Linked DNA regions of Mus musculus: regions 1, 2, 3 and 4 are each linked to region 5. A link is a loop called in an ENCODE intact Hi-C map of the cell type or tissue named here. Cell type or tissue: left cerebral cortex. All regions are shown on one strand. Region 1 holds the start of Npr3 (natriuretic peptide receptor 3). Region 2 has its middle 13 kb from the start of Gm34501. Region 3 has its middle 4.9 kb from the start of Gm34759. Region 4 has its middle 4.4 kb from the start of Zfr. Region 5 has its middle 8.2 kb from the start of Tars.

Region 1 (5,000 bases), 500 kb after region 5:
ACGCCAGCCGAGCCACCGGCGCCGCCGCGTACTCGCACACGGGCCCCAGGATGAGATCCGGCTTGGCGCCGCGCGCCGCCGCCACGCGGTCCACAAGACTGAAGAGCGCGCGGTTGCCGCAGTCCGAGTCTTCGTAGGCCACCTGGAAGCGAGTGCCTGGCGGCAGCAGCTTCCTCCCGGTGCCATTGCCCTCCACGCTACGCAGCGCGTACTCGATGGCCGGCCTCACCCGGGCCAGCGAGAACAAGTACGAATCGTCCCGGGGCAATAGAACAAGCACCTCGATCTTTTGAGCCGCCAGCGCCTCTCTCGCCCGGCGCCTGCTGCCTGGCCGGGTGTCCCCGGCGCCGCTGCTCGCGCCGCCAGCCAGCAGCACCCGGGCCAGCAGCACGCACGCCGAGAAAGTGAACAGCAGCAAGGACCGCATCGTGTTGCCAGCAAGCGCTCGCCCTGGCCGCCGGCTCGCCCTCTGCCCCCCACCCACCCTGCCCTTTTCCTCCCAGCTCTTTTCTTTCCTCTGTCCCTGCGCCCCCTTGGGCGCTCCAAGAAAACAGAATACCCCCTTCAGTAACTCGCCAAAAGATAGGAAGATTCCTCTACAATGTCCCTAGGTTTAAAAAATAAAAAAAAAAATTTTAAAGCAAAGAAAGAAAGAAAAAAGTTCACAGAATGTAAACCTGTGCGTCTGTAATATACATATAGACTTATTATCAATATATATATTCTCCCTCCCTTTGCACATAGGCTATTTGGCTTAGAGGTGGCTTCTTATTTGGGCGTTGCTAAGGTTGCGTTTGAAGGCCTTATTTGTAAAAGAAAAAAAAAAGTTAAACTTGTCCAAGTGCTTGTAATTGACGGTGCACCTCCTTCGCGTTTGATCCCATTGATTCGCGCGGCTTTCTGGATCCATAGCCGGGGTTTAAATAGCGTGGCAGCGGCGCAGCGCGTTACCACACATGGCGCGCCGAGGCCGGGCTTGTCTCTGCAACGGGTGGGGTGGGTGGGGGTGGGGCGGGGTGGGGGCTGGGCTGGGGGAGCCTCTCATTAACATTCTTACATCAGGGCTCCTCCCCGCACCCCTGGCCTACTCGCGGTTGCCGGGTCCCTAAGCCCCACTAGTTGCCGGTGCTCAGATTTGGCCCAAAGCCGCAACCGCCCACGTCTACACCCGCGGGAGACCTCGCGGCACAGCGTTACTCTAAGGTCCCCGCCTCTCCCTGGCTCCGCTTTCTCCAACCCCAGGATTAAAAAAAAAAAAAAAAAAAAAAGTGTATATATGTTTGAAAGAAATGAGTGCGCGCACATACACAAAGCACACACTCATACACACACACTGCAAAAACGAAGGGGAAATGTTTCTCCAAATTGGTGGCTTCCTTGCAAAACTCCATAGACTCTCACCTCTTTTCTTGATCTGGCCACGTTCTGTCTGGGTGCGCCCAGTCCTGTCCCGCACCTGACCTTTCTGGTCCCTGGAGCAAGGTCGGGGAACAAGGAACAAGGTCCTGGTGCAGGAAAATTCATTTGCAGAGCTGGTAAGCCCATCTGGCCTGCACGGTGTCGCACCGCTCCTTCCCCCACCCGGCGTGGGTGCCCTCCTCCCTCTGGGCTGCTGGGACACGCTAGAATCACAGTGGGCGCAGCGTCACCGTGTCCCAGTGCGCAGCCCCTCCGCGGGGTCACTGAGACCAGAAAAGCGAAACTTGTTGCTTCCGATGTTGGATAAATGATTCCGCTCCAGGAAGTGTCGCGGAGCTTGAAAAGCATCACCCTAAGGTACTATTTGCTAAACCAGGCAACTAAAAGGGACTCCCGCTTCCCGGCCCCCCAGATCTTCCCCCAGAGAATCTTTAAGTACCTAAAAAGCAGTCTGCCAACCCCAGCGCTTCTGTTCCAGGATGCCCGATAGTCTAGGATGCCCAGAAAGGTCCTGCCCGGTAGACCCAGTCTTTCCACTGGTCACAGCTACCACAGCGATGCAGACGGAGTGGAAAGGATTGTGGAGAAGTCTCAGACCAGAGAGGCGCGTCTCTGAACCGAGCAGCTGCGCAGGTCCAGAGGGCCCTGCACCCTCTTTTCGTGGTCACGCAGCAAAGACATTTACGGCGAGAACAGGCTGTATTACACAAGGTAGTTCTGACACCAAAGTCTTGCAAATTAAAGTTAATTTAAAATGTTTCTAAATGTTCTTTCATTTGGCTGGGCGTCAGTGTGTGCTCCAATCTTAACTTAAACTTACGCCCTCTTTCGGCAGGATCTTGAACGCGATTCTTCACCCGCTGCCCCAGGCTGCTGCTGTTAAGTCATAGTTATTTCTTCTTCTTTTCTTCTTCTTCTTCTTCTTCTTCTTCTTCTTCTTCTTCTTCTTCTTCTTCTTCTTCTTCTTCTTCTTCTTCTTCTTCTTCTTCTTCTTCTTCTTCTTTTTCTTTCTTCTCTTCTCTTCTCCTTCTCCTCCTTCCTTTTCTCCTTCTCCTTCTCCTTCTCCTTCTCCTTCTCTTCTTTTTTTTTAATAGTTACGAGCCCCCTAAAATGTCCTTGCTCTCATTTGTGACTATGAAGTGATAAATCGAGGTGTTCGAGGACATGGCAAATCCAGGCATCAGTGACTAACAGCCCTCTCTCCATCACCCTCTCTAGCAGTGGAAAAAAAAAAAAAAAAAAACTGCAATCGAAGGTAACTTCATACCGGGTGCCGGTTAGATTTCAGTTGGACAGTGATCCCTAAGCCTTCGCTGTAAGTAGGGGCTTCTAAATCCTAGGTGAGCTTTTGTTTATTTAATTAGAACTGCTAACCAGTTCTAAGAGAGGTGGATATATAAATTTGAATTCTGAAGAGTTATCCACGTACGTTGGAAACTGACATTTAGCACTTCGCAGCAATTAAATCCTTCCTGAACACTTGGGAGAGCAAACATTTGTTTATAGAGTCATCGTTATTTAAGAAAAAAATAAACAGCTAAATCCTGGATTCCGAGGGTCTTAGTGGATTTCAACTGGTTGCCAGGAGACGTGAAGGACGGAGCCGGTTTCCTATTACTACCCGGTATGCCCTGTGTCTGGGGAACACCAGCCAACAGCGGTATGATTCTGCAGTGTACCATGTGGGCTCACTGGAAGAGTCTGGGATTTCAGGGGCACCGGGTATGGAGTGCCTCTCGCATCTCTGGCGCTGCCCAGCCTCGCTCTTGGGTCAACAGCAGGGCAGTGCACTTACGTTATGGCTAGCACCCTGGCCTCCCTGTGGCCTTTGGGTAGAAGCACTCAGCTTCCAGCCTGTTGTTAAAGAGCACAGACAACAGGAAATGGTGGATCAGTCCAGAAACAGAGGGGAGGGGAACACAGGGTTGCTGTCCGCGTGCATGTTCAACACATCCTTGCAGATTCCAACTGAACAGATGCTGAGATTTTTTTTAAAAGGTCTTCCAGTGCCAACAGTGCAAGATTATTAACAGTAACAAGTCTATTGTGCTCTTGGGAGGTTTGTGTTTACTTATTCTGGGTGTTAGGAGGATCTGTTTACTTTCCATCAGAGTTCTTTGGGCAACCAGCTAAAACTACCATGTATAACTATCACATAGTTCTGCCATCTTAGTCCAGAAAAAAATGAACTGTGACCCAAAGAATGTACAAGTTACATTTATTTTTTTAAAGATTTATTTATTAAGTTATTTATTATAAGTTCACTGTAGCTGACTTCAGACACACCAGAAGAGGGTGTCAGATATCATTATGGATGGCTGTGAGCCACCATGGGATTTGAACTCAGAGCCTTTGGAAGAACAGTCAGTGCCCTTACCCACTGAGCCATCTCACCAGCCCCTACAAGTTGCATTTAAACAGCTCTTTGTCTCCTGAGGATATTTACTGTTGGAAAAGGTCACCTACAATACTATGTAAAATAGGGTTGGTAACCAAGCAGATTGTCACTGTCAATCATATTCTGTGTATCACATTTTTAACTGGGCCTGGTGACACAAACTACTCAGGAGGATATCAAAGGCTGCCTGGGCTGCAGAATAACACAAGGCCAGCCTGGGTGATTTAATTTTACAAGGTCCCATCACCAATAAAAGGTAAAAAAGAAAGCTGGAGATGGGAGTTACTTGGCTAAGATAAATTCAATGCAATGTAACACACACACACACACAAACACTGGCACGCACCATCTTATAATATCTTAGCAATATGTTTTTAGGCTTTCCAGAACAGTAAAACTGAACACCACTTGATAAAGATAACTTTTGTAACATTTTTTATCATAAATGTTAGTAAAATAGGAAAGAAAAGGGATAAGTAGAAACAGTCTTGCGTTCAGGTTTTACATACTGTTCCTTTCAACTCCAAACAAAAAAACAAAAACCTAATCACTGAAATTGGGGAAGGGCCATGTTTTTCACATTCAGAATTCAGTTATCAACTTCGATTGTCAAAGAAAACAAAGGAATAAAATTAGCTAGCTGAAAGCCTAAACATATTAATGTTAAATGCGATATTACAGAAACTCATAGACGTTTTAAAAGATTTAGAAATGTTTTCATCAATATCCAAGAACTATTTTGTTTCTAGTTCTGTCAGTGAGTTTTGTGTCCAGGTATTTTTTTTGGCCACAGCCCCACAGTATGGAGAAGTTATGTGTCATTTCAAAGAATGATTCTTTGAAATGTACTTTTAAAATGTCTGGGGCATTTTTCTCCACAATCCCCCTGCCTCAGAACCCTGGCCTGAAACTCGTGAAGTGAGGGTCCTTGCAGATTTTCCAAGGTCCTTCCATCTTGTCCAGCCAATCCCGAGGTCACACTGAAGACTACCACAGTGAAGCCTTAATGCACAAGAAAATCCCTTCTGCACGACAGAATTGTTGAAAACACACTTCCCCCTAGAGGCAGAAAAGATGAAAGGCCCTGACACATATCCAAAAACCCTTTCTGAAGTTCAATGAGTACTGAGACTTCCATTTCTAAACATACAGTTAATGTTTTAGAGAACGCTATTGAAGAAAC
Region 2 (5,000 bases), 330 kb after region 5:
CTCCTTCTCCTTCTCCTTCTCCTTCTCCTTCTCCTTCTCCTTCTCCTTCTCCTTCTCCTTCTCCTTCTCCTTCTTCTTCCTCTCTCTCTCTCTCTCTCTCCCTCTCTCTGTCTCTCTGTATGTGTGTGTGTCCATGCACATGCAGAGATCAGAAGTCAATACCAGGTTTCTTCCTCCACCACTCTCCACCGCTTATGTTTTGGGGCAGCAGATCTCGCTAACCCTGAAGCTGGGGAGCAGGCTGGTCAGTGATCTCCAGCGATCCGCCTGGCTCTGCCCCCACCCTCATTCCCAGCACTAGAGTATAGACATGGACAACTGGGATCCAAATGCATGTACTCATGCCCACACCTCAAGCTCACCCTCTGAGCCGTCTCCCTAGGACCTAGTCTGCCTTTCTTTCATAAGAAACTGTGGTTGAATATTGCTTCTTTGATTTTTTTTTCCCCCTTGGGGAAATTGAAATGTGTTTCTTTACCAGTGGAGGAAAGGTGGAGAGAAGACTAAGAAAGAGACCAAGAGTCCATTGCATACCAACAGGCCTAGCTATCTATACTAACCAAAAATGTTCCCTGTAGAGAGTCAGAGGCAACACCACTGTCCTTGTCAGTATCACAGAATTAGCTGATCCTCCAGGCCACTTATCTTTGGGGGGAAAAGTAGGTCCTGGTTGGGACTTCCAGCAAGACAACAGAAATAAACCAAGACTATCAAAGAAAACCTGAGACGTGAAACCAGTTTCTTGTTTTAATATCAGCCTAGTTTTTGTTTCGGAGCAATGAAAACTGCTACAGTTTGCCACAAAATACTCTTACCCAGCAAATTGTGTGCATTGCATTCATTTTCTTATTACTCCAAGAGTTTACACAGCTGTCTCTTCTGTGCCCTTCATGCACACACACACACACACACACACACACACACACACACACACACACACACACATACACTCACACACCGTGGAGAGGACACCTACCCCAACGATCTTGCAATTGTTCAAATACTTTGTAAGTCTTTTCTGTATCGTCTTTGGAATCAGCTAATTGCTTTTTAAAAAAAAAATCAATCTGAACGTATCTTGTTAATCTTTATTCTATTTAATTGGTCCTTTGCATGCAAACACACTCGATAAATACTTTCTGAATTCAGTATAATGGAATTAAATTCCAAAGTTCTAAATTATACTCAGGCTGAAGATTCATCACCACTGAGTAAGGATTCATCCGGGCAAAACTCGAGCGGCAAAAAATATGATTAGGAAGAGAAACCTTTTACATGAATTCTGTATTGTGTGTGTGTGTGTGAGAGAGAGAGAGAGAGAGAGAGAGAGAGAGAGAGAGAGAGAGATTAGCCATGCTTATTCTAAGTTTAACTATAAGTTTAAATTAGAAGAACAAGAAAATCAAGGCTTTCAATATGGATATGTGTTAATTTTAAATGAAGAAAATTACCATTTTCTTTTAGTTGCACATATCACGCCTCAAGTAAGAATTCCTTAAAGGTCTTACTAAACACTGCCACTTTGGGATTGTGTGTACTAACTTTCAAAAGGGATGCTTTCGAAAGGGATGACAGATTTAGATGAGCGTCCATTCTGTAATGTTTGCCTTCAGGGATCCACTACTTTATAATCATGCTTCTATTTTAGTTATTTTTTTTTTACGAATATAAGCCATGACATGCATCCTATGAGAGACATGATTTTAAAAATAAGGGAAATAAACAGATGACACTCGGGTCAGGGCATGGAGCCAGCTGCCCAGGCAGTCGTCTCCAAAGCTGGTCTCTGATTAGTTCTGGGAAGCAGAGCAGCAACGGGGTGACAAACACTGTCGACCCTTGCCCTGGTGGGTACTTAGAGCCTAAGAAGTCGCATTATCACTCCGGTCTTAAGGAGCAGAATCAGTTCCTGGAGGTATCAATAATTTGCCTCCACAGGCAGTAGAACGAGGGCCTGTTGAGTTTTCAGACCAGCGCGCTGAGAGGGCACACACAGGGGACCCACATCAATACACATATATTTCTGTCAACTCCATAACCAACTAAAACAGCCACACCCTCAACACAAACTGCCCGTAACCCAAGGGCTAATTAAACACAAACAGCGCTGTTATCACTCACCACTGGATGGAGTGGTGTATGGGAAGGGTGTTCTGAGGGAGAGTGCCCTGTCACTACTGAGGCTTTCTATGAAAGGAACCTTCTGAACCTTACTGATGGAGGAACAGGAGGGAGAAGGGAGAAAGAAGACTGTGGTAGTGGCTGAGAGCTCTAGGCCATTTGGAGATTCGTGTTGAAGAAGGCCGATTACCGACTTCTTCCCAGCCTGGGCCTGGGTGGCTGCAGCTCTCTCTGTGGCTGAGTAGGCGTGGAACGGCAAAGGAGCTGGGGACAGTGGGAAGCCAGCGCTGGTTCCTTCTGCCACTGGAGAGGAGAAGCAAGCATGGGGCCCGTCGTAAAAAGAAAACATTGTAAAGTGCCTGTTTATGTGCTGAAGTAATTTCTAATTAGTGGAGGCAGGGACCGTGGTCCGCTGTGGTTAAAGGAGGGGGCGTGACACCAGGACAGTGGCCACGCTGTTCCTTCTGCTTTGCCTTCTCCTGTGGCGGCTGCAAGTCACCTCACTCTTCTCCCAGAGAGCTGCCAGCTATAGGATTTGGGTAAAATCCCCCATCCATTCATCCTGAACAACTGGCATTCATTGTCCTGCCCTTTAGTATTTAGGCTAATTAATAGCATCCCTTTGAGGCCAAGAATTATTCCGAGACGATGATGCTTTTAGCTGAGGGTGATGGGAGGAGGCACACAGAGCTGAAGTGATTTCCCTCCAGGGGCTGGAATCCCTAAGTGTGGGCAGAAAGCTAACTAATCGTGGGCTATCATCACTCAGCCCTACACCCTCCCAGACCACACCAGGGAGCTCGCAGGGTGCCCTGAGGATAAATGACTGTTTATTCAGCTTTAGGGACAACTTCAGATTAGGTGCTAAAGAAATACAAAGCATTACTGATACAGATGGGGCCTTTATTTTCTCATAACAGCGCTAAGCTCACCGGGTACTGCTAGTTCCTGGCCATAGCTCCAATGGAGTTTGTCACAAGAATAAGCTTTTGGAGCCAGGACGAATTAACGACTCCTCCTTCATTTTATCCGATAATTTTTTTAAGGGAAAAAAAAACATACAATATGCTCCTTGTAAAACAAAATTTAAATAATCAAGACGTTCACATTAAAAAGTAGGAAAAAAGACTATGTTCCTCCCTCAAATTTTAGTTAATGTCTACCCTAAGTCCCCCGGCCACTCACTGACACTGCCTGGTTTCTTATAAGAAAGCACAAAAGAAAGGACCGGTTTGTGAGAAGACAGAAAGCCAGTGACGGAGTCCTTTAAGGTCCGTATGCTTTTCGTTTCTTTATCAGACCATAATACCTACCTCAGGCAGACAGGATGAAGATTAAATAAGATGTCTGCTTTGTAGTAGCCACTGTTTCTAGGAATATATGTGTATCCCTAAATTTTCCAAAGTCATTACAAGCATGACTTTTACCCAGAGCCGACTTGGTGTGTTTTATAAACGAAGAAGAAGAAGCCAGGGATGTTTGGTAGAGGCTTGTTATGATGGGGGGGGGGGGGGGTGCCTCTGTGGGCCTATGCTGAGGCATCTCTTCCCATGGGGAGGGGAATTGAGGGAGGGAAGGAGGGAGGGAGGAAGGGAGGGAGGGAGGGAGGGAGGGAGGGAGGGAGGGAGGGAGGGAGAGGCCTGAAATGAAAGAGGCTGGGAGGGGAATGAGGAGAGGAGGGACAGAGAGGAAAGAGGGTAAAAGAGAAAGAGCAAGAGAGTAAGAGAGTGAGGAGGGGGCGAGCAGCCTCTTTTATAGTGAGTCAGGCACACCTGGCTGTTGCCAGGTAACTATGGGATGGAGCCTAGATGAAATGCCAATGCTACTTGTACCCAACTTCTGCAATGGCTGAACATCCTTCCGTATTAGTTTGCAAAGATGGGTTGATGATCAGAATATTAACAACCAGCTGGCCTCTTTCCTGAGCAAAAAGAATATGCTGGATAATAAAAGTACATGCCGAGCAAAAGCAGCAGCAGGGAGGGGCTTTGTAGTGATGCGGAAGACATCGGATCATATTGACATCCTTATCCTATCCCTACCTTCAAGCATTTAAATAAAATGGATGGACAAAAATAAAGATATCAGAGGTGGGGGGAGCCAGCTGAATTTCAACGGACTCTTTACTGTCCCTTTAGAATGGGTTATCATTATCAACGCTTTAAGAAGCATGTATGTAGATTTTTCTCATTGATTTCTTGCTTCATTGCTTTGTATCAGGGAGCATGCTGTCTATGTCTTCTCTGCTCTGGAATTAGTTAGTCAAGCATTATTCTGACCCAGCATGTATGTGATTGAACTTTCCCAACACTCCATGTGTGATTTTTGTTGACATCATTGTCACTTGCTTAGATTATTTTTCAGTCTCATAAGATTATTCAACTTTATGCGTATTTAACAGATCTTTTTTAAAAAGCACATGAAGGCCGACACCTTTATAGCTTGAATTGAAACTGAAACTTGCCACTCATTTTCTTTTCTTTTTAAAAAAATCGACAGGAAAAAAAAGTTCTTAGTGGGAAAGGTCATGGATTAAACTGGACTGGTAAATATTTTGACGATGGTCAACAAAAGACTTGGGTTTGAGACCTTAAACTAGGTAACAAACAAAAGGAAAACATATTTCACAAGAAGCATGTCTTTAAATTGCTGGCCACTGCACTACACCCTGTGGGCAGACAGCAAATACAGTCATTCCTCCTTTAATGAGATCACAGGGCCTGGGACTAACGCCAACATTGTAGACTAATGATGATTTTTAAGGTATTGGGTTATATACATGCTATGGTTTCTGCAGAAACCATTTAATATATGTTATCTAGCTTCCTCAATAATTACCTTTATATACTTATAAGCATTTTAAATCTTGCCTTGGGTAT
Region 3 (5,000 bases), 680 kb after region 5:
AGAAGCCAGGGGGAAGTGGGGAGGACTGGAACACTGCTACCCTGCCTAGCATCACGCCCATAGGTAACAGCGTGTATGGATGTAACACATGCTCCAGATGTGCAAACAACCTAGAGGTCTCCATCCTTTGTACTCCAGTTGCCTATGCACTGCTAAGTTTTCCTCCAGGTTCTCTCCGCTGCTTCTCTCAATGGCCTGGAACTCGCTGGATAGACCAGGTTAGCCTCAAAGTGAAATGAAAATATTTGTCAGAGTGAGAGAAGTCAAAACGTTGTAAAAAGAATACACAAATCCCTGTAACTCTCGATAGAAGCTTCATCTCTCCCTCCCCCTCCCCACGGGCATTTGAAAAGAATATTAAAAAAACAAAACAAAATCTGACTCAAGTGAAGCTGAAGGTGGGGAAGAGCTAGGAGGGAAAAATTAAGGAAGATGCTTGCCTGCAATATAAAAGACATTCTGGAGCAAGAGGGGGTATTCACAGGCGTTTGCTGATACAACCAGCATCGCTCAACATTGCTTTGGGCTTCTGGGAGTTTCTCTGTGGCACAGAGCAGGGATGGCTCAGCTTCCCTCGCAGAGGCCCCACTTACCCTTCTTTATTATTATTACTATTAGTAGTAGTAGTAGATATTTTCTTTATTTACATTTCAAATGTTATCCCCTTTCCTAGTTTCCCCTCCAGAAACCCCCTATCCCCTCCCCCTGCTCTGCAACCCACCCACTCCCATTCCTGGTCCTGGCATTCCCCTATACTGGGGCATACAGCCTTCACAGGACCGAGGGCCTCTCCTCCCATTGATGACCAACTAGGCCATCCTCTGCTACATATACAGCTAGAGCCACATCCAGAGACTGCCCCACTTGGGGATCCACCCCATAAACAACCACCAAACCTAGTCACTAGGCAGATGCCAACAAGAGCCTGCTGACAGGAGCCTGATATAGCTGTCTCCTGTGAGGCTCTGCCAGTGCCTGACAAATACAGAAGTGGATGCTCACAGTCATCCATTGGACGGAGAACAAGGTCCCCAATGAAGGAGCCAGAGAAATACCCAGGGAGCTGAAGGGGTCTGAAGGCCCATAGGAGGAATAGCAATATGAACTAACCAGTACCCCCAGAGCTCTTGGAACTAAACCACCAATCAAAGAAAACACAAGATGGAACTTGTGGCCCACTTACCCTGCTGATGGCTCCTCATGTTGCTCACACTCTAGCTTTGAACATCTCACACCTCCTCCCTAGCCCCTCAGGTCCGGATTCTGGTCACTTAGCTTTACACAGGGCAGCCTCCCTGGGATGTGTTGCTTGAAGCCTGATGCAACAGTATCACCCTGAGCAGCGGTCTCCCCTCCCACACACCCCAGGAGGCTTACCTCTCCTTCCACAGGCCATGTTTATCCATAAGACATCACGTGGGAACTCCGTTCAAAATGCAAGCGGAGCAAGACTGGAGGTCCAGATGTTCACGCTGGGATGCAGTCCAGAAAGTTCTATTTTTACATGCTCTCCTCCAGGTGGCTCGGTGGGGGCTGGAGGGAGGCTATATTTGCAGTAATAGTGCCCCAGAGAGATGTAGGGTGGGGGATATTAGCTCAGCTTCCCTCCCCTCTTGGCTCTGCAGCTCTTTTCCCTAGTCAGCTCTGACTTCATTTGTTACTGATGCAGCCAGGCCATCTGCTCTCAACCTTAAAACCGAACAGACAAAAGCAACAAATGCAAGATGGAGCCTTGCTTCTAGGAATTTCGGTGCCATTTGTGATTCTTTCTGTACACCAAGGTATCTGGCCTTCTCTGTGAGGTCATCACTGATGGCAAAGTTGAGAATGACTTGTGAATCTTTCTCATACTCCGTTTTTGCAGGCTTTGCCCTGGACCAGGGATGGGGCCTGAAAGGAAACACAGAAGAAAGCATCAGAAACCTGCTCAAACGAAGGCATCAGTAACCAAAAATAAGCACATTTGCTTAATGTTCTATCTTGACGGTGTCTTAATAACAGTGGCCGCCGACAGCATCCAAAATCAGACAAGACATATCCCACTCTGCCAGTCAAAGGGTTAATTCCCATGGCTCATAGAAAGAGGCTGCACAACCACTTCCTCACCTGCCCTACACAGACCTGGAAAAAATTCCCTCAACCTTACTCCAGCACAGCCCAAGTCTTTGACCAAAACCCATGCACCCCCTGGTGGTCTGGAGGTAAACTACAATGTACAATAGGAGACTTTTAGGTTTTTCTGGTTTTGTATTTCATGTCTCTTCTAGTCAACATCCACACAGAACTTTTCTCTGGGATAGCTTTGCAGGAACAGCCTCCTCAGGCTGTATTCAGACGATTTGGGAGGTGAGGTGTCACAGATCTTACAGGAAATGGATGGCCACCTTCTCCAGACACAAGCCTCGTGACAGATTATCCAATTCTAAGTGGTCAACCCTAAATATTCATACATACAGGAAACATTAAACAGATCCAGTAGGATGCATTTGTGTGTGTGTGTGTGTGTGTGTGTGTGTGTGTGTGTGTGCGCGCGCGCGCACCCTACAGCACTTGGGTAGTGGTCAGAGGAAAACCAGACTCTTTCCTTCCAACAAGAGAGTTGTAGGGCCTGGATTCCTGTCACCAGATTTGGTGGCAGGAGCCTCTATCTGCTGAGTACTGTAACTGCCTCTGTATCTGTAACCTTTACTTAGTGTGAGAGCTCTTTTTCTCCTGTCATAGTCCCCTTTCCTCTTTAGTGTATCTTCTTGCTTGCACTCTATTAAACTAGTGGTTCTCAACCTGCGGGTTGCCGCCCCTTTAGGGGGGTCGAATAATTCTTTCACTAGGGTCACTCAAGACCATTGGAAAATGCAGATATTCACACTGTGATTCATAACAGGAGTAAAATTACAGTTATGAAGAAGTAACAAAAATAATTTTACAGTTTGGGGCACCACAACATGAGGAACTGTATTAAAGGGTCACAGCATCAGGAAGGCTGAGAGCCTCTGGTTTAACTAAACACTTAATTTCTTTTTCCCATTTGTCTCCTTCCTTCAGCTACTTAAATCTCTGACTTGTCTGACCTGTCATCTTTTCTAACTCCAGTAAATTGTCATCATGTACCTTTCTGTATCCATTTGTTGAGGGGAGGGGGGTGGGTTTTTTGAGACAAGGTCTTTCTATACTCCTCAGTGTCTTGGAACTCTCTATGTAGTCCAGACTGGTTTCAGACTTAAAGACATCCTCCTGCCTCTGCCGCCTTCTTGTTCTTGTTCTTCTTGTTCTTGTTCTTTTTTGTTTGGTTGGTTTGCTTTGTTTTGTTTTATTTTGTTTTGTTTTGTTTTTCAAGACAGGGTTTCTCTTTCTCTGTGTAGCCCTGGCTGTCCTGGAACTCACTCTGTAGACCAGGCTGGCCTCAAACTCAGAAATCTGCCTGCCTCTGCCTCCCAAGTGCTGGGACTAAAGGCTTGTGCCACCACTGCCTAGCATGCCTCTGCCTTCTGAGTGCTGGGATTAAAGATGCCACACAGGGCTTGTATCCACTTCTAAACTCTTTTATCAACAAGACCAATGACAGAGACCCTGTGCCCCTCAATATAAAGGGGGACCAGGGGGGGAGAAAACAACAAACATAAACCACATGAAAAAGAAAATCACAATACAAGGCCAAGATTTGTCAAGTGTTTTCTTGATACTGTTTTGGAGACGAGTTCGTATAACACATCCTTGCATCAGATATTATGTAGCCAAAGATAACCTTGAACTTCTGGTAGATTCTCTAGACTTTATCTCCTGAATTTTACAATTGTAAGCATGCACCATCATTACAACTTTACTCAGTGCCTGGCCTTGTGCATGTACGCAACCAACTGAGTCATAACCCAGCCTAGGCAAGGATTCTCTTTTCTTTTCTTTTCTTTTCTTTTCTTTTCTTTTCTTTTCTTTTCTTTTCTTTCCTTTCCTTTCCTTTCCTTTCCTTTTCTTTCATTTTCTTTTTTAAATAGTTAATCAATCAGACTTACATATCAATAAATTCTCAATACACAAGATGCCAATACAATAATTTCAGAATCAATTGATAATGTTAAAAGCTGCCCACCTAGATTAGACAAATTAACCCACTAATCTAACACATTATGATATCATAACGACCTGAGGCTGGTCATAGCCAAGCTGATTCATGTCTGCTGCCATCTTCCTTTCCCTCCACTCAGATTTTCTTTTTTTAAATACTCATTCTTTCATCTATTTACACTACATTTATTGATTTGCTTAATGTACACACACACACACACACACACACACACACACACACGCACACTGTGGCTCACACGTGGAATTCAGAGTCAGCTCTCTCCTTCCACCATGTGATCCTGGGGAACTGAACTCGGGTTGTCAGAGGCGGCAGCAGGTACGTGGACCCACTGAGCCATCTTGTTGGCCCCTGTCAAGCATTTTCAATAGGTAACATACGCTCTGGTTTGGCTGTGGTTCAAATGTGCTCCTTCGATGGTTGTTCCCCAGTTTTGTGCAGTGAAGGTGTGATGTCCGTGTGCTGATGCTGAGAGATGATAGAACCTGCAAGGGGCGGAGCCTACTGGGAAGAAACTGAGTTGTTTGGAGCATTAACTTTGGAAAGGATTCATCTGTTCCCTTGGTATCTTGGGTAGCTCTCATCTAAGGAGTCGTTAATTAGCAGAGCAGGACTGGCCCCTGATCCCCACCACTGCTATGCCTCTGGCTCCCTGTGATTTCTTCTCCATACACTAATGCAGCTGTGACATCTACCAGGAGGCCCTCACCAGTACCAAGTCAATGTCAGCAGTACGTGCTTAAAGCTCCGGAACTAGGAGTGATAAAGTACCTAGTTTCTAGTATTGTGATGCAGCAACAAAGAATGCACTAAGGCCACAGCTAGCCACAGAATGCTCACTTACTGCTAGCGCTGTTCATCTGAAAGTACTTTCAGAAAACTTGGAACTCACCCATTTTATGTCTTGATCTCTGGGACGAAA
Region 4 (5,000 bases), 710 kb after region 5:
TGTCAGCTAGTAGGAGAGCTGGGATTTGAACTTGGATCATCAGATTCCACTACTACACTATCCCATAGAGTAGGCAGTAGTCACAGGTAAGTCTTTACATTTAAATTTATATAGCTTCTGTAACACCAGTTGCATTTCAAGTACTCAGTAATGGCTACCATGTTGAGCAGTTAGAGAATGATTTCATATTGAAATAAAATCCTATTGGATAGTATTGCTCTAGAGTGTCGTTCCAAATCAATATGCCTTTTAGCATTTGCTTATTGATATGGTTATCAGTGTCTAAGTGAGAACACAGTGGCTGAGACTCTTCAAGCTGCATTTATTTTTATATCTTCATATATTTTTAGCAGTGCTAGGGCTGGAATCCGTGGAATCGGTAGTGCCACCAAGTTGCAGCCAGCCCCTCCATGCCTTTAAATAGTTATTCCTCATGACTGTGTGGAGTTCTTCAAGTTCTTCAAATTCTTAGGAATGTATTACCGACACAATGAAACCCTTTATAACACTAGTGTTTGGATTTGAGATTTGGCAGTGAACACGGTGAGTCAGAATGTCAAGGGAACCAGGAGGACAAAACTAGGTTGGTATTTCCTTATACGCCTGTTATCACGATGGGTGGTAGCTGGGGGTGGTAGTGGTGAAAGGTATTGACTACATATGTCTTTAATACGTTGCTGTCAAGTATTTAAGTGCCTACTTATTCTAGGCATGGTGGCAGACATTGGAAACTCAGCGGTCAGATGTAGTTCCTGACCCTGAGGGGCTTATGTTCTTTCCTGAGAGGAAGAGAGATACACAGCTAGGAATAACAAGTTTATGAGTTGGGAAACGCAAAGAATGGGAGGGAGGCTAACTAGGGAGACAATGATGAATGTTCTAGAAGTTCATAAGGGAGAAACAGCCACAGGCACTAAGGCGGAGAACAAACATAGCTGGTGACCTACCACCAAGATCACATGTAGTGAGAGGTTCCTCCTACATGTTTTGGGATCACCATATATCATAAAGGATTGGCCTGCTGGAGTCAGTACGTAAGCCGATAAAATTTAAATTCTGCCTCTGCGTAGCTTACTGGTTTTTTTTTTTAAAGAACCACTGGAGATGATGTATTATAATATACAGGACTGTTCACATGGTGCCATTTCAAAAAAATCGTAGATTCCTTATATCTCCATAGAGATTGGTTTAGGAGATCTGACCCTTACAAAAAGATCAGTGGCCTGCTTAGGCAGTCTTAGGCAAGACACGTGTGAACTAGGGAAGAACTGGGGCAGGGGGAGGAAGAAAAGTTTAGATATTAAAGAAAAGATGCTGGGCATGGTAGTACATTCTTATCACTCCAACAGTCCTGAGTCTGAGGTGGGAGAATTGTACATTTGATGCCAATCTAGGCTGCCTGCATCAGGGAACTCTGTCTCAAAAGGTAAACCAACAGTCTCCTCCTAGGTGTGAGTCAGCAGAAATATGAATAGAGGTCATAGCAAGAACTCCCATCCCTGTGCACCAAGTGTGATGGCCCACAGCCACAGTCCCAACACTGAGACGAAGAAAGCAAGACTGTCTCCAAACTTGACAATGGGGCTTCAAAATACTATGCTAAGTGAAGAGAACTAGACCAAAAAGATAGATGTTCTTAACGTTTATTCATATGTCCAAAATACACAAATCCATAGAGATAGAAAGTACTTCTATGGCCAGGCCTGAGGTGTAGCTGCTGGGTAATCCTCACAGGAGGCTGAGGTGGCAGAATTGTTGCCAGTCTTGGTTACATTGTAAATAGCAACCTAGACAGGGCCACAGAGCAAAGAAAAATGGGGGAGACAGACTTGGATTCAAAGCTCTAGGTTCAATCCCTAGAATTTGAAAAATAAACAAATACCCAATCAGGGGTTGGGAGAAACTGAAGACACATGATTGCTAATTGGCATAGACTCCATTACTACAGTGAGAAAAATATTTTCAAGCTCTGGGAGTTCTATACCTCAGAGAATGTATTAAATGTCATTGAGTTAAATACATTAAAAGAGTGATTCTCACAGTATGTGAAATACAGCCTTTCTTTTGCGAGGCTAAGTTGAGACAGTCTCACTCTGCAGGGCAAACTGGTCTAAAACTCACCACAGGCTGGTCTCAAGTCTTGCTCTTCTTCACTCTAGTTAAGAGTTATCGCTGTGATAAACACTATGACCCAAAGTAGCGTGGGGGGGGGGGGGTGGAGGTTGATTTGATCTTACAATTCTTAGATCACATTCTATCACTAATGTAACTGAGGGCAGGAACTCAAGGCAGAAACCTGGAGGCAGAAATGGAAACCATGCGGGAGCACTGCTTAGCACCAAGGATCACCATCCTCGAAATGGCACTACCACCTCCAGTGAGTTGGGCCTCCCCCACACCAATCATTTATCAAGACAGAGCCCACGGACACGCCTACAAGAGAATCTTCTGGAGTCGTTCTGACAACTAAGATTCCCTCTTCCCAAATATGTGTAGGTTTGTGTCAAACTGACTATAAAAACCAACTAGCTCTTGCTATTTATTCTTCTTGATACATAGTAGCTAATGTGACCTGCTTTCTGCCTGGTTTATCTGTATTCCACAAGGTCTCTCAGGAAACCAGGCCTCAAAGGTGCAGTTGAAGACAGGCTTTCTCAGATGAGCTCCACCTTGTGGCTAACAGAACTGCCAATTAACATTCTCTAATTTGTCTTCGGATGCTAGTTGAGGTTCATAATTATAACCCCAAATACTGTGGGACTCCAGCACTGCATTCTGACTCATCAAAGCATGATTAAGCTGTGCATCCTCTTGCTTGATCACTCTTCAAGTGCTTTCTGGTGACTTGTCACTAGGCATTCGATATTGGCACTCTGCGCTCAGAAAGATCATAGTTTGGTGGGAGAACTCCCCACCCACCGAACCACCACACAATAAAGTTGTAGCTGTGACGAGGCAACTGGGCAAAATCGCACTGTGCTCTGGGAGCACAGTCACAATCTGATCAACCGAAGAGGTCACAGAGGGGACATCATGGCGGGATGCGGAGGGCAGACTGCATTGAGTTTAGTCCTCCACTACCTAAGGCAAAGAGAAGCAAGAATTCTAGGCAAGGAGATTGTAAGATGCCCTGTGTGGGCAGAGGGGACATGTAAACAGGAGGTCAGGGTTGTTGACATGATGAGAATACGGCGTTATAGACGGTGAATAGGCAGGAAGGCCAGATCATGTAAAGTCTTGAAACTTAGAAGTCAGCTTTGTCCTGAGGAGGATGAGGAGCACAGGCTTACCTATGTAGCATAGGTCGCTGACTCCAGTCAAGCACGTCTTTGTGTGTTTACCTATGTACCTCCAGTGTGTGAGCTTGTGAGGGCCTGTATACATATGTGCATGTGTGTGGTTGCACATAGAAGCCAGAGGTGGATGTCGGATGATCTTTGCTCTCCCCCTCAGATTTTGAGGCTTTTTTATTTTCAACTGCAGCTGAACTGAGCCCTTCTGATTGGACTGGCTAGGCAGAGAACCCCAGGGATCTTCCTGTAGCGTCCCACTTCTGCCCTTGTCCCCGCAGAGCTGAGGCTGCAGGTGCAGGCCATGGGGTGCTGAGGCTCAGCACTCTGGTCGGCATGCTTGCACGCCATGGACTGAGGCTCTCTCGATCTCCATCAGTTGCTTATTTGTTGCTGGTGCTATTTTGTTTGGAAGCAGGATCTCATGTATCTTGGGTCAGGCTCAGACTTCCTGTTTAGCTAAGGATGGCCTTGAACGTCTGACCTCCTGCTCCTATCTTTCCAGGGCTGAGATTACAGGGGTCATCAATTGTGCTCAGTTTATGTGATGATGGGGCTTAAAGCCAGAGCTTCCTGAGTGAATGCCAGCTTAGGCAAGCGAGCGCTCTACCAACTCAGTTACATCCTCAGCTCCAGGAAAAGTTTGTTTTCTGTTCTTAGCCCAGGGGATTGTATGCTGCTGTGTGGCCTGGCTGGGTATTCTGTGACATACTCCTCAAGCTTGAAGCCATAATGAAGTTCTTGGATTGTAGGTGGATATTCTGCATGGAGTATTTACTTACTAGAAGGTTGGTTTTAAAAAGAACATCCAGCCTTGTTTGTTTGGTGTGGGTGTGTATTACACAAGCAGATAAGTAGACGGACAGACAGAGATATACTTGTGTGTATGCCATGGACATAGGTAGAGGTTAGAGGAAACCTTGTAGAGTCAGTTCGCTCCTTCCATCTTTCCATGAGTTTCAGCGGTCAAACTTGAGCCTCCATGTTTGCACAGCAAGCACCTGAATCCTGCTAAGCCATCCCTCGGGGTCCCAGTTTTGGTTTTGGTTTGTTTTTAATAAGAAGTTTAGATGCTGCTTTAAATCAGTCCCATCTGACTCTTACCACAGCACTCTGAAGAATACTTCTTCTTCTGTATTTAGTGTATGCCTGTGTATATGTGTGGACACGAGAGGGAAGGTCAGGGGACATATTGTACCTGCCTGGGCCATTTGGCTTGATAGCAAGCACTTTCACCTGCTGAGCCATCTCAATGGCCCATATGAAGAAGATGCTGTTATTCCTATCTTAAGAGGCTCCAAAAAGTTAAATAACATTAATCAGAATATCCCCCTGCTAGCTCCCCCAAGACCCAGATCTTTTTTTTTTCTTTCAGTCTGCTCCAAACATCTTTCCTAAACAAGGTGAGGGCAAGCTAAAGTACTTACTATAGGCTAGCCTGTCACACCCCGAAGGACCATCACCACCAAGAAGCCAGTTTCTACTTCAGTTCAGTGTAAGTTATCAACACTGTAACTCTATCCTCTCAAGACAAGCAGCCAAACAGAAAGCCAGCCCTTAACAGAAATCAACAATTGCCACCCGACTCTTCTCCTCCCATTTAATGCAAATAGCTTACTAGTGGTGAGGCTTATGGAAGCAGCTGGCTGCTTAGCTAGCCTAGAGACTTCATTGTTCCGTGAAGTTCAAGGCAAGTCACCTTTTCAACAC
Region 5 (5,000 bases):
TGGTCGAGGGAGTGGCACCATTTGGAGGTGTGGCCTTGTTGGAATAGGTGTGACCTGGTTTGAGTAGGTGTGTCACTGTGGGTATGGGCTTAAGACTCTTACCCCAGTTGCCTGGAAGTCAGTCTTCCACTAGCAGCCTTTGGATGAAGACGTAGAACTCTCAGCTCTGCCTGTGCCATGACTGCCTGGATACCTTGATAATAATGGACTGAACCTCTGAACCTGTAAGCCAGCCCCAATTAAATGTTGTTTTTATAAGACTTGCCTTGGTCATGGTGTCTGTTCACAGCAGTAAAACCCTGACTAAGGCACTAGGGGAGGCAATTTCCTATTTTCTACCTGCCCGATCTCATCTGGAAGCAAGCAGTCCCTGAAAAATTGGTTAACAAAATGTCTGGGAGCTTGTGGACCACTTGAAAGACTCTAGCAGAGCGAAGCATTGCAGACATGGCACCAATCCTTTTCCTCCTTGCCAAACTGTTAAAGCTAGCTACCAAGGTCTAGCCCCTTATTTGGTCATTGGTTCATTCTTAAGACTGGTCATCAAGGTCCAACTATCAAAACATCAAGGTTCAGCACTCAAAATCTATTATTTTGACTCCCCTAATTAAAATACCCAGTCAGAACTTGCCAACATGTCCTAGATCATTCTTACAAATACCTCCACCCTTTCCCTCTTAAAATTAACAATTAACAAAACTATTTGTTACTGTTTCTGGGTGTTATTGCTGTGAAGAGACACAATGACCACAGCAGTTTTCATAAAGGGAAACATTTAGTTGGGGCTGGCTTCCAGTTCAGAGGGTTAGGCCAATCTCATCACGGCAGCATGCAGACAGACACAGTGCTGGAGAAGGAGGTGAGAGCTCTACATCTTGACCCACAGGCAGCAGAAGTGAAGAAAGACTGGGATACACTGGCTAGACTTGTGCTTCTTAGACCTCAAAACCCACCCCCACAGTGACAAACTTCCTCTAGCAAGGCCACACTGCTGTTTTTTATAAAAAAGATTAGAACCCAGGCATGTTTTGGTTTGGTGTGGGGGTACCTCTTCAGGCCCATGCGGATGCATCCCTTCCCCTTGAGGTATAGTATAGAATAGAGTTGATTTAGGGCATGGGGAAGGAAGTTGAGGTAGAGATCAAGAAGGCAGAGCGACAGAGAAAGGTGGGGGGAGAGGGAGAGAGAGAGGGAGAGAGAGAGAGAAAGAGAGAGAGAGAGAAGAAGAAGAAGAAGAAGAAGAAGAAGAAGAAGAAGAAGAAGAAGAAGAAGAAGAAAGAGGAGGAGGAGGAAGCAGCAGCAGCAGTTTGAGCACGGGAAGAGAGAGGGGGACGGGAATGGGGAGAGAAAGGGAAGAAGGTAAAAGAGCAAGAGCAAGAGAAGAGAAAAGAGAGAGGAGGGAGCAAGCAGCTCCTTTTATAGTGAGCTGTTGCCAGGTAACTGAGGGGTGGAGCCTAGACGAAATACACGTGAATTAGCTTCACATCCCAATCTACTCCACTCCCATTCCACCCCCACTACTGACTTCGGACTACCTTTAATTACGTCCTTGAGAACTAATTTTGGCAAAGTTGACTCGAACTTCAGTGGAGGCTTGGTGTTTGTTCTAGAATGCACGTAGTTGGCGGAATTCATAAATGGGAGGCAAATTGAACGGTCAAGTGACGCCCTCTGCTGGTGAAATGTACCCTGAGCCCAACAGCCCCAGTGGTTCTACATTTCTGCTATCTTCTGGCTAAACTGATGCCTAGGCAAAGAGTTTTAAGACACACAAAAATACAGCTCATAAAATGTGAGTAGCAAGGCCTTACTTGACATAAAAAAGGGGTTTCTAAATAGATTATGTTAAGGTAGATGTTTAGGCTTTTTTCCTTGTCATTAACTAAAATGATCATTTTACTGACACGATTTCCTTTCTATTGCTGTGCTACCTTTATATAGTTACAATTGAAGGAGTTGGCACGCTTTTCTTCCTAAAAGGGATAAAATGCATATTTTAGAGTTCTAGGACAACACAGACGATTTATTATAAATACTCAACTGATGAAATGCACAAGCAGCTACAAACATGTAAATAAAAGGAAAGTAGCCATGTTTTATTTAGAGACTCAGAAGGGCACGCAGTAACTTTGTGTCTCCTTTGTCAAATCTGGTTGCTAATGGGGCTTAGGAAGACGGTCGCCACCTAGTGGTTACATGTCTTCCACGGCTGCTGTCATTTTAGTAAATCAGACTTGGGGAAGCTGTGAACCATTGCCCAGGGGAAGCAACTCTGCAGCAGATAGCTCTGTAAGTCACGTCACCTGATTCTATCTCGTATTGTAAATATCACTTAATCAAAACTTCCTTGCCTTTATCCTTGAAAGTTCAGTGTAGCCGTGGCTTTAAATGAACAAACATTTATAAATACTTTGTCCAAGGCTTCTCTGTAATTTGTACTTAAGGGAGTTACAGTACACTTGAAGAAATAAAGTACTGTAATATGAAAGGCAGCAATGTATGTTCAGTTACTGAACCAGGAATTATATTTTATAAGCAATTGAGGAAGTCAAAGATAACTCAGGTATTATATTTGTGTTTATATATGTTGTTTGCGCGTGCATGCGTGCGTGCGTGCGTGCGTGCGTGTGTGTGTGTGTGTGTGTATCTTTTATGAGGAATAAAAAAGTCATAAACATCAATTATACCTGATTTGGAGTCATTAAGCCAAGTAACTTCAAGGTGGATGTCGATGCCACTCAAGTCCAGTTTTCCTGAGCACAAAACGAGAAGGCGAGCAGGCGAGCTGGTTGCTTTGCTGTTTGCTTTGCTTTATGTTGTTTTGTCTTTAGTCAAATGGATGGAACTAGAATCATCTGGGAACCTTCGCTGAGAATCTGCCTCAATCAGATTGGCCCATAAATTGGGGGATACTTTCTTGGTGGATTGATGTGGGAGTACTCAGGTCACCACCCAGGCAGGCAGTCCTGGGCTGTGTACAAAGGCAGGCTAAGCAAGCTATGGAGAGTACTCTGCCATGACTCCCACTTCTGCTTGAGTTTCTGCCTGAGTTTCCTCAGTAATGGACTACGATTGTATGCCAAATAAAACCCTTTCTCCTGTAAACTGTTTATAATCCCAGAAATAGGAAAAAAAGCAACTACAGAAGTTTAGACTAGATCCCCCAGATCCGTGTTATTTACAGTCCTAAGTGTTTGCCTACAGTAGCAGTAACTGTGGAGTGGATTACAGGGATGGGAAATAGTCAGACCGCTAGTTAATGGAGCGGTCACTAGATGGCACACTTGTCACAGGTTATTTTGCTATTCAGCCAGTCCTAAATGTCAAAATACCTGACTAGTTGAATAAGAACTTAATTTTTCTCAGTGATATGAATTCAATGATAGAACATGTGCTATTTAGCTTAGGCAAATCAAACGGCTTTAGGTTCTCAGAGCTTGTTAGTCTCAACACTTTGTACTTTGTACAAGACGTTGGCTTGTATTTTGTTGGATGTGTTCTCTTTAAAGGAAGGAAGGCTGCTTAGAAATGATTTGCTCTGTGTGGAACTTATCAAATTTGATAATGTTACTCTTTTCCCCTCTGTAAACTGGGAAGGGATTGTTCGATATATCTGTGATTTAAGGCACTATCTGTCTGTGCATAGTGACAGGCACTTGGAATCCCAGCATCCCAGCATCTAAAGGCTTAGGTAGGCCACTTCGAAACCAGTTTGGGATGCATGACAAAATCCTGTCTCAAAGGAGCAAAAGCATCATTCAGATGAATAAAAACAAACAAAAGAATGAATGAGATCAAAGTAACACAGTGACGATGCTGGTTACAGAAGTCCTGCTACTCAGGAATTACTCTTCCTCCTTGTAAGTTAGAGGTAAATTCACATGAAGATGTTAGAAATTGCTTGGATTGAATGAAGGATACTGAATCTCGTAAACACCTGGTTAATCTGAGGTTGAGATTTTGGTAGCTTCCTGTTTTTCTATAATGAGGCCATGGATAGAAACTGGAAAGGACGTTTTTTGAGAAAGGAAATAATTTTTTGTATTATTTTTTCATCAAACTATTTAACATCAGCTTTTATGCTATTCATATTTTTAAATAAATATGGGTATCTAATTTTGGTCCACAGTAATTTAGTGGTATGAGGAGATCTGATATAGTAACAATCTGTAGACAAAAAAATCTCAAAACAATAAAACCACATTATATCATTTAAAGATCACAGACGCTATCAATACAATCTTGATATTGTAGCCAAGTTTAAGAATGTATGCATCTAAGCCGGGCGTGGTGGCGCACGCCTTTAATCCCAGCACTCCGGAGGAAGAGGCAGAGGCAGGTGGATTTCTGAGTTCAAGGTCAGCCTGGTCTACAAAGTGAGTTCCAGGACAGCCTGGGCTAAACAGAAAAACCAAAACAACAACAACAAAAACAACAAAAATGTATGCATCTGCAGTTTCTATCTTTTGTGATATGTCAGTTTTTATTTAGGAGGATTTCGTTCAAAAATGGTTAAATTGACGATTTGATATCCAAAGCAGAAAGTTTTGCTTATAGGATAGTCATAGATAGTGCATGCACATGAGAACTGGCAATAGTTCTTTGCCCTCGGTGGGATTGAGAACGGATTATGCCACATAAAGAATCATTGCTAACACCAGCTTTATTATTTTAGTAATCCAAGAAGAATAGGGAGTATTCCGGGCTACAGGATGAGTGAGCTGCACAAAAAGCAAAGTTCTGTATAACTGAAGCACTCAGGAGATGACAGGCAGGAACGGGCTGGAGCACGGCCTCCCGGGAAATCCTGCCCTGGTGAAGATGAACTGAGAAAACCCAAGTGCTCAAAACTGAAGAGATAAAATAGCGTAAGAGCATCCGCAGACTCCATAAGGCCTCTTTTCCTTCCTTCCTTCCCTTCCTTCCTTCCTTCCTTCCTTCCTTCCTTCCTTCCTTCCTTCCTTCCTTCCTTCCCTCCTTCCTTCCTTCCTTCCTTCCTT

The links. A loop is a pair of places that touch in the nucleus more often than their neighbours do. Peaks named below come from ENCODE experiments on the same cell type or tissue, not always from the same donor. Only the 100,000 strongest peaks of a DNase experiment are listed, where the experiment ranks them.
Region 1: a loop joins it to region 5, with 6 times the contacts of the local background. A loop is called at or near these places in 17 of 42 quality-filtered maps.
Region 2: it touches region 5 in a loop (2.7-fold over the local background); 13 of 42 quality-filtered maps call a loop at or near these places.
Region 3: a loop joins it to region 5, with 3.0 times the contacts of the local background. A loop is called at or near these places in 14 of 42 quality-filtered maps.
Region 4: a loop joins it to region 5, with 3 times the contacts of the local background. A loop is called at or near these places in 4 of 42 quality-filtered maps.

What each region holds. Positions count from the first base shown.
Region 1 is chr15:11,905,213-11,910,212 of GRCm38, forward strand. It overlaps Npr3 (natriuretic peptide receptor 3), which reads right to left and starts at 462. Exons shown (of 8, transcript NM_008728.2): 1 at 1-462. The coding sequence starts at 427. Gm5144 (predicted gene 5144) reads left to right here and starts at 1,313. Exons shown (of 2, transcript NR_131059.1): 1 at 1,313-1,776; 2 at 1,898-2,178. In left cerebral cortex, CTCF peaks have their summits at 2,228 and 4,884 (motif pointing left); DNase peaks (open chromatin) are centred at 148, 1,097, 1,560, 2,132 and 1 more place; H3K4me3 peaks cover 2,286 bases; H3K27ac peaks cover 1,477 bases.
Region 2 is chr15:11,739,662-11,744,661 of GRCm38, forward strand. No RefSeq gene overlaps it. Among named protein-coding and RNA genes, the nearest start is that of Gm34501, 13 kb to the left of the region's middle. In left cerebral cortex, no CTCF peak of the experiment used is centred here; a DNase peak (open chromatin) is centred at 2,439.
Region 3 is chr15:12,082,902-12,087,901 of GRCm38, forward strand. No RefSeq gene overlaps it. Among named protein-coding and RNA genes, the nearest start is that of Gm34759, 4.9 kb to the left of the region's middle. In left cerebral cortex, a CTCF peak has its summit at 2,198 (motif pointing left); DNase peaks (open chromatin) are centred at 1,476 and 2,182; H3K27ac peaks cover 1,333 bases.
Region 4 is chr15:12,110,942-12,115,941 of GRCm38, forward strand. No RefSeq gene overlaps it. Among named protein-coding and RNA genes, the nearest start is that of Zfr, 4.4 kb to the right of the region's middle. In left cerebral cortex, a CTCF peak has its summit at 2,663 (motif pointing left); DNase peaks (open chromatin) are centred at 497 and 2,677; H3K27ac peaks cover 501 bases.
Region 5 is chr15:11,405,374-11,410,373 of GRCm38, forward strand. No RefSeq gene overlaps it. Among named protein-coding and RNA genes, the nearest start is that of Tars, 8.2 kb to the left of the region's middle. In left cerebral cortex, CTCF peaks have their summits at 1,633 (motif pointing left), 2,200 (motif pointing left) and 3,267 (motif pointing right); DNase peaks (open chromatin) are centred at 2,192 and 3,260.